Linked DNA regions of Homo sapiens: all the other regions are linked to region 1. Evidence: read pairs that join two places in POLR2A ChIA-PET (ENCODE). Cell type or tissue: MCF 10A. All regions are shown on one strand.

Region 1 (2,500 bases):
CTGAGTGGAAGCAAGAGGCAGGGAGAAATGGGGCATGAGCCAGCCCTGTCTCATACAGTTATTCTCCTCTTGCCTAGACCAGCTCTACGCAATGTTTTGGGGCATTGGTTCTTCCAGCCTTCTGCTGTCTATAAGGTAACAAAGAATCCCCTAGGGACAAGAGGACAGTGGAGAAGACACTTGGAGAGGAGATTTGGAGCAACCTCTCTGAAACACATGCAAATAATTTATAGCCCCTGGACCTGATTTTCCTCAGATGCTAAAGTGCCTTTTAGCTGTGGATTTCTATAATCTGGTTTCGTTTGCTGTACCATGAGAATTGTGTCTTTTGGCCACATATGAGGGCCCATCACTAGTGTAAGTATGCATTAGACTTTCCATCACCTACCACAGTTTGTTTGCTAAAAAGGCCACAGGTAAGTCCTGTCGAAAGCAATCGAGAATAAATTGTACTCTAGAGAAGGTTTGTATTAGAACCACAGAATCATTAAATTAAAACTAGTGAGGACAATACCAGGGGTGGCTAACGTCAACCCATGAGACCAAGTTCAATGTGCTGGTCAATGACTGACCTCAGAAGGCGTCAAAGGCCATGAAATCAATATCTACAGTGTAACTTCAACGCAATATTCACTGTTACTTTAAATTGGGTCATTTACTTGAGGACTCGACTACTGAACCGAAAGCAAGAATAGATGCCTGGAGAGTACACGTGCAGACAAAGGAAATTCTGACTGAGGGGATAATCTTCATTGATTTAGTCATACAATGAAAGTTTTCACTTATGCAAAATACTTTAATAGCCAAAGGCTTTTTGCTTTGTACTCTAAAAGCTCTAATGCCATTCCCCTAGAAATAGCAAGCATACTATGTCACATTAAATTCCTTCTGTCAGCTGAATATTTTGGCATGGAATTTCTGGGTTGAATCATTTTGTCCAAAAAAGAACAAAAAATAGGTCATTTACTCTTTCTCTCCGTAATTCTTTTGTTAATTCACTGGTTACTTCAGCAAAACCCTACTGAAGAAATGAAATGTGGCTTATGCCACATTCAGATATGACAAGAGGTTTGAGTTCTCCACTAAAGCTGTCAGAATATTTTTTAAAAAAATAGTCAAAAACACACATCCTGCCATCCTTATACAGCCATCATGTATGTATATTTTCCTCTAACCTTTTTGCATGTATATTTATATGGCTGTAATAAAAGTTAACACATAATATTTTCTTTTGTCCTTTTAACTTCCTAAACTTGCTACGTAGGCTTCACTTTTAATGACTGGAGAAAAATCCACCCAGTGAATATACCATTGTGGTAGATTGCAAAACAGCTCCTAATTCTTCACCCCTCCCTGTTTCTACATTCTTTGCAATGTGATTTTGCAGCTTCTCCCATTAGGGAGTGAAGTTTATTTTCCAGTTCCTGGAATATGGGCTGGCCTTGTGACTTGCTTTGGCCAAAAAAATATAGCAGAAGTGATGGGGTGCCAATTCCAAGCCTGTGCCCCAAGAAGCCTTGTGCACTTCTGCTTGCCTCCTTGGAACCTTGCTGTAGACAAACTACCATCATATTGAGATTTGAGAAAAATCACAAATTAGTGGAAAGAAACCCCAATCTTCCCAGTCATCACAGTTAAGGCTTCCCAGACCCGTCAGCTCCCAGCTGAACTGCCAGCTGACCTCAGTTGCAAGAGTTCAGCTGAGACTAGAAGAAACCCCTAGCTGATTTGTAGGCTTATGTGCAAAAACAAATGCTTGTTGTTTTCATCCAAAACAACAGAGTTTGGGGGCAGTTTGTTAGGCAGCAGTAGCTAACTGATACACCCACAATCCTCTTATTTCCCTTTTTCTTGTTTATGTAGGTGTTTCCAAATGTTCTCTATTATAAACTAATGTGGTAATCAATATCTTGATGCAAGTGGAGAATGTTTCTGTGAGTCTTCATTTGGTTTAAAAAAATGGACAATGACATTTTAAAACCTGTAACTTATCAGATACTACGTGATTGAAATTCTGGAGTCATCTCTACAAAATTATCATTGTCAAGCAAATATAAGCTTTCATATTGCATAATTGTTTCATATAATTGTTTTATATGTAAACGAATGTAGGACCAGCAAACATGTATTTTTCTAAGGAAACTTATGGCACAGGATCCTATCCAATCTCACACCAGACAAATCTCAAGAAACCTCAGAAGCCCATAGAAACTTATGTGTCAGCCTAGCAAACCCTGAACATATTGACTTCTTCCAGATGGTTCCAAATAATCATCCATATTAATTTTTTTATCTACCAATCTTTTCCAGAGAAAAGATGGCTATCCCGCCCAATGTTTGGCCCCCTCCTGCAAAGGCCAAAACATTCGTTGGGTAAGTTGTGGCTACTCAGAAGGCATATTGGAGGTGGGCCTCTAGCAAGTCATTTGCCTAAACAAAGTCATTCTAATTTTAATTTAATGACTGCTTCATATAAGTTGAATGACCTGATAATAATAGC
Region 2 (2,500 bases), 210 kb before region 1:
TAAAAAAAATTCAGGTATTCATTTCAAGGCTACATAATCAAGGTACAATTAAAACAGAAGTTGGGAACTGAAAGTAAAGATGCCAAATAAATCACATTTTGACCCTCAACTCCCACCAGTGACTTTTTATGTCTCAGTCTCCAAGAGAAACTGATGATCACCTCCCTGGGGTGGGCTGCTGAGACCCGCCCCACACCCTCCCATCCCTGCCCCACCTCTGCTGGGGTGGGCTCGATGGTGGAGCAAGGCAGCTTCCTTCTTGTCTCTGCCACCTTCGCTGTAAGGGCTTGTGCCTGGCTCTGATTTTTTTCTGGTTGTGTTGATCTACTTGTCTTCTCTCCAGCATAGGGCTATGGTTCCTCTCTTTGACCAAAAATTGGCTTTTGTCCTTACTGTCTTTTTTTTTTTTAATTCCTTTTTTTTGGAGACAGTTTTCACAAGTGCATTTATTAAACATGTCTTCTTTTATAAATTGACAGGTAAAATGATATATATTTATCATGTACAACATGTTTTACAATATGTATACATTGTGGAATGGCTAAATTGATTTAATTAACATTTGCATTACCTCTCATACTTCTTTGTGGTGAGAACACTTAAAATCTATTCTCTTGGCAATTTTCAAGAATTCAATATATTGTTAGTAACTATAGTCACATGCTGTACCATAGGTCTCTTGAACTTACTCCTCCTGTCTGAAATTTTGTATTCTTTGGTTGACTTTGCTCCAGCCCTCCTTGCAGCCAGCCCCTGGTAGCCATCATTCTTTTCTCTGCTTCTGTGGGTGAGCCAGTCTCCGAGTCTGCACTTGGGATCTCTTGTCTGGATGTTGCCCGGTGACTTGCACTGACCTCTGGTCCCCATGCCACTTACCTGCTTCCAGCCTCAGCTGTGTCCCAGCCTGTCAGTGTCTGTGTGCTCCTTGGTTTCAGTGTGTTCCTGACCCTGGTTTGCTTAGACTTTCCCATCCCTACCTCTTACCTCATCCCTTTTTACATGTGGCTGTCTCTGGGTGATGCCCCGACATGCCCAGCCACTCACCCCCAGCTCTCCTCACGGGACACTGCTGGCTGTCTGCTTATCAGGCATGCCACAGAAAAACACTGGGCTAGAGTCAGACTCAAGCATAGACTTTCTACTTGCTAGTTGTATCATCTTAAGTCACTTGGTCACTTTCAGTCTGTGTTTCCTCACAGATGTATAACGTATAATGTATAAATGTATAAATGTTTATAAATTATTGTTTCTTTTGTGTCCCATCCTAAGAAATCTTTGCCCACCCAAGGTTGCAAATGTGTTTTGCAAGTGTATTTTCTTTTAAAAGCTTTATTTTTCTTTACATTTAGGTCTATAATTTATTTTCGAGTTAATAGTTGGATATCATATGTGTGCGGTAGGAGAAAACAAACTGATTTCTCCTGTTATATTATCAATACTCAACAGAGAAGACGTCTGTCAACAGATATGTGGGGATTTTCCCCACACATTAATTTACTTCTCTGGTGGACACCAACTGGGTGTCCTACAATTCTGACACTACCTGGAGTTAGAGTCAGATCCCGCAGATTAAGTGTTGAGTCCCCAAACCCTGACACCTCTCTACCCACCTTCCCATGGCAACTGCAGGTCCAGGCCTCTGGTAGTTCCTTTATTTTATTTTTTTATTTTATTTATTTTTGTGAGACGGCATCTCATTTACTCTGTTGCCCAGGAGGAAGTGCAGTGGCGCGATCTCAGCTCACTGCAACCTCCACCTCCTGGGTTCAAGTGATTCTCGTGCCTCAGCCTCCCTTAATAGCTGGGACTACAAGTGTGCACCACCATGCCCAGATAATTTTTGTATTTTTAGTAGAGACGGGGTTTCACCATGTTGGCCCGGCTGGTCCTGAACTCCTGGCCTCCAGTGATCCGCCCACCTCAACCTCCCAAAGTGCTGGGATTACAGGTGTGAGCCACCCCGACCGACCCCAAGGCCTCTGGTACTTCTGACCACTGGCTATAAACTGGGGTGCCCATGACCCCCTTCCTCAGGTTCAGTCATTTGCTAGAATGACTCATAGAACTCAGGGGACCGCTTTACTTACTATTGCTGTTTTATTACAAAGGATGTTTTAAAGGATGTAGATGAACATCCAGATGAGGATATGCAAAGGGTTGGGAAGGGTCCAGGGTACAGGAGCTTCTGTCCATGTTGTTGAGGTGCACTACTATTCTGGCACGTAGATGTGTTCTTGTTCACCAACCTGGAAGCTCTCTGAACCCCATAGTTCAGGGCTTTTAATGGAGGCTTCATCACATAGGCATGACCTATTATTAACTCAGTCTCCCCTTCCTGGAAGAGGAGAGGTGGGGCTGGAAGTTTCAAGCTTCTAATTGTGGCTTGGTCTTTCTGGTGACCAGCCCCCATCCAGGAACCCACCAAGAGTTGCCTCATTAGAACAAAAGACACTCCTACCACCCAGGAAATTCCAAAAGATTAAGATCTCTGTGTCAGGAA
Region 3 (2,500 bases), 70 kb before region 1:
CTGAGCATGCCAAGCCAATGCTTTCAGCGTCTGAATTTTCTCCCAGCCTGAGCTGGCAGTGGACAGCAGAGGACATTCCACTGAAATCGGGCCATCGGGAGCTGAAGACAAAGGCAGCTGATTCAAGTGCACCAAATTGGAGTTTCTCTAATCAAATATATTAAACCCACCATCATTCTTGATTGTTTTAATGGGAAGAAAGGGCAGCTGTGGCCTTCATTTTCTAAGCATTTTATTTAGTGCCATGGGGGTTGGAAGAAGGGGAGGGGAGGGAAAAGTGGGTGGGAAAGGAAGAGAGGTAGAGATGGCTAAGAAAGCTACAGGAAGCTAATGTCTTTTGTCTTAAAAGTAAAATGATTTTGCATGCTGTTCAGATCCACACAGAGAGTTCCCAGAGCTGTTACTCACTAAGAAAAACTTGAGATAAGCAGTTGATAAAGCACTTTTTCATAGGAGTAGAAAAGCAGCCCCAGACCAGGGCTTGGAATACTCGGGCAAAGAAATCCTGGTGACTAGCATTAAATGGATCTGCTTCACTAGTTACATGGGAGCCTGCTCAGTGGAGCATTCCCCCCACCTAGCCCCACATATATTTATGCTTTCTATAAAAGGATTTAATTTTCAAGACACTTGCAGGAACTTATCTCCACTCCTTTTATAACCTTCCAGGCTAAGAGCAGAATTCACAAAAGGCTTTTCTCACCATTTGAACAATAGGATTTGAAACTCTAGTTAAGAAACTGATGTCCCAACTTTTTTTTTTTTTTTAAATAGTTTAACAGATGGTCCAAGGGTGATGTTTCCTGGCCAGAGTGCAGTACCACATACAGTGTCTCGGTATGCACCTCCAGCTTCAAAGCCGAGCTTGGGCACGTGATGTCACTTCCTCCAGCTGCTGAGTTGATAACAGGATGAACCTGAACAAGATAGGAACCAGACACTCCACTGTGTAATTAATTATTTCACTCCAATGTAAGGCAGGAGACTTAGGTAGACACTGTTTTAGTACTTGGAGCTTAAATGCACTTTGCAAAGGAACAAAGGTCTGGGAGCTGTGGTGTGGGGCTCACAGGCTCACACAAGCTAACGTGAGTCATCTGGAGAAAGGGCTTTGGAAGCTGGTGCCTGTTACAGCCTGAAGCCAGCCTGTTTCTGAGCTGGAACGTGAAAGGCAGCTGGCTGTGTCAAAGGGGCAGAGAATAAAGCCGCAGTGTAAAATGAAGACACAATTCAGCAAAGAGAAGATGCTATTAAAATGGTTTCTGCTCCTCCAGCTTCTTTTGGAGGGCCCCCTTTTGGAAACAAATGATTCTGTTCTTTAAAAAAAGGAGGTGGAGGTTCCTTTCAGAAAAATGTTATTGGACTCTTTTTAAATGTCCCTATTTGAAGGGAATTAAAGGGAACGGCATAAGGCAGCGTCTATATACTCAGGGGCCATTGTAGCAAGTGACACAATGCCAGCTAAATGAAGCCCTCTGTCCTTTGGAGGAAATCTAATAACACAATCAATCAGCTCCAGTCTCCAGGCATCCATGGTGGGCTGCCAGCCCCTCCAGGGAGGGTCCTTCCTTTGCCACGAGACAGCTGGGCGAGGAAAGCTTTGGGAGAGGAAGAAATTGCCAGTGCATTCCTCCCCACACTCCCTCCCCACTCCCTCTCTCACACACAATGCCCTTTTGTCCCTATGACCCCCATCCCTTAGCATGGCTTGAGCTGGCCTGGAGGCGATTGCCAGGGAGCAGCTCAGCTCCCAGCATCTTCTTCTTGCAGCAGCTCTGTGGGATGGGCCTCCTCCACAGCACTGGAGTTGTGTCAGGAGCTCTGGGGAGGCATCAACTGTTCTCAGCTTGCTCTGGTCTGGAGGGTGCTGAGGATGGCTGTCTCTTTTCATCTATGGATAGTGCCTGGGGCACGGCTGGGGTAGGGGTGGGGGTGAGGGTGGAGAGGACACCAGGCAAGCGATTTAGAGACTGAGTGGCAGCCAAATTTGGTGATGAATTTAGCTACATCACCAAATTTACTGAGTAAGCCTTAGGCAAGTAACCTAACCTCTGCTGTAGCGCATTCTTCTCTGCAAAATTAGAGGCTGGTGGAGTTAACATCCAAGGTCTCTCTCTGGTCCAGTGCTGTGAACCTCTTTTTGGTAACTGAGGAGATAGGATAGGAAACATCGTGGGCTTCTGAGTCAGACAGGCCCTCAGTTTGTATTCTGCCTTCACCACCTGTGGTTTTGTGCAAGGTATAAAACTTGTTTCTCTTTTGAAAAAATATTGGGTTAAGTCGTATCTACTGTATAAAGATGCGTAAGTTTTACGACCCGAATTAAAAGACAGAGTCTGGGATGATGCCCAACACACAGTACATCCTTCTAAACATCAGCTTTCCTTGTAACCCATCTGACATTGAATGTCAAACAACTGCTTAATAAAAATCCACATTAGTTAAAGAGGCTTGAAATTTGAAAACAAATTATATAGCACTTCCATGTCATAGGTTACAG

Evidence for each region. ChIA-PET counts read pairs that join two places held together with the same protein. Peaks named below come from ENCODE experiments on the same cell type or tissue, not always from the same donor. Only the 100,000 strongest peaks of a DNase experiment are listed, where the experiment ranks them.
Region 2: POLR2A ChIA-PET joins it to region 1 with 5 read pairs; 2 of 35 experiments call an interaction of 5 or more read pairs at or near these places.
Region 3: POLR2A ChIA-PET joins it to region 1 with 5 read pairs; 6 of 35 experiments call an interaction of 5 or more read pairs at or near these places.

The regions. Positions count from the first base shown.
Region 1 is chr13:40,119,336-40,121,835 of GRCh38, reverse strand. LOC124903162 reads left to right here. Exons shown (of 5, transcript XM_047430821.1): 2 at 2,311-2,373. Among named protein-coding and RNA genes, the nearest start is that of LINC00332, 61 kb to the left of the region's middle. In MCF 10A, no CTCF peak of the experiment used is centred here; a DNase peak (open chromatin) is centred at 1,365.
Region 2 is chr13:40,331,959-40,334,458 of GRCh38, reverse strand. No RefSeq gene overlaps it. Among named protein-coding and RNA genes, the nearest start is that of LINC00548, 110 kb to the right of the region's middle. In MCF 10A, no CTCF peak of the experiment used is centred here; a DNase peak (open chromatin) is centred at 1,018.
Region 3 is chr13:40,189,347-40,191,846 of GRCh38, reverse strand. All of the region lies in intron 1 of LOC124903162, which reads left to right. Among named protein-coding and RNA genes, the nearest start is that of LINC00332, 8.8 kb to the right of the region's middle. In MCF 10A, no CTCF peak of the experiment used is centred here; a DNase peak (open chromatin) is centred at 1,096.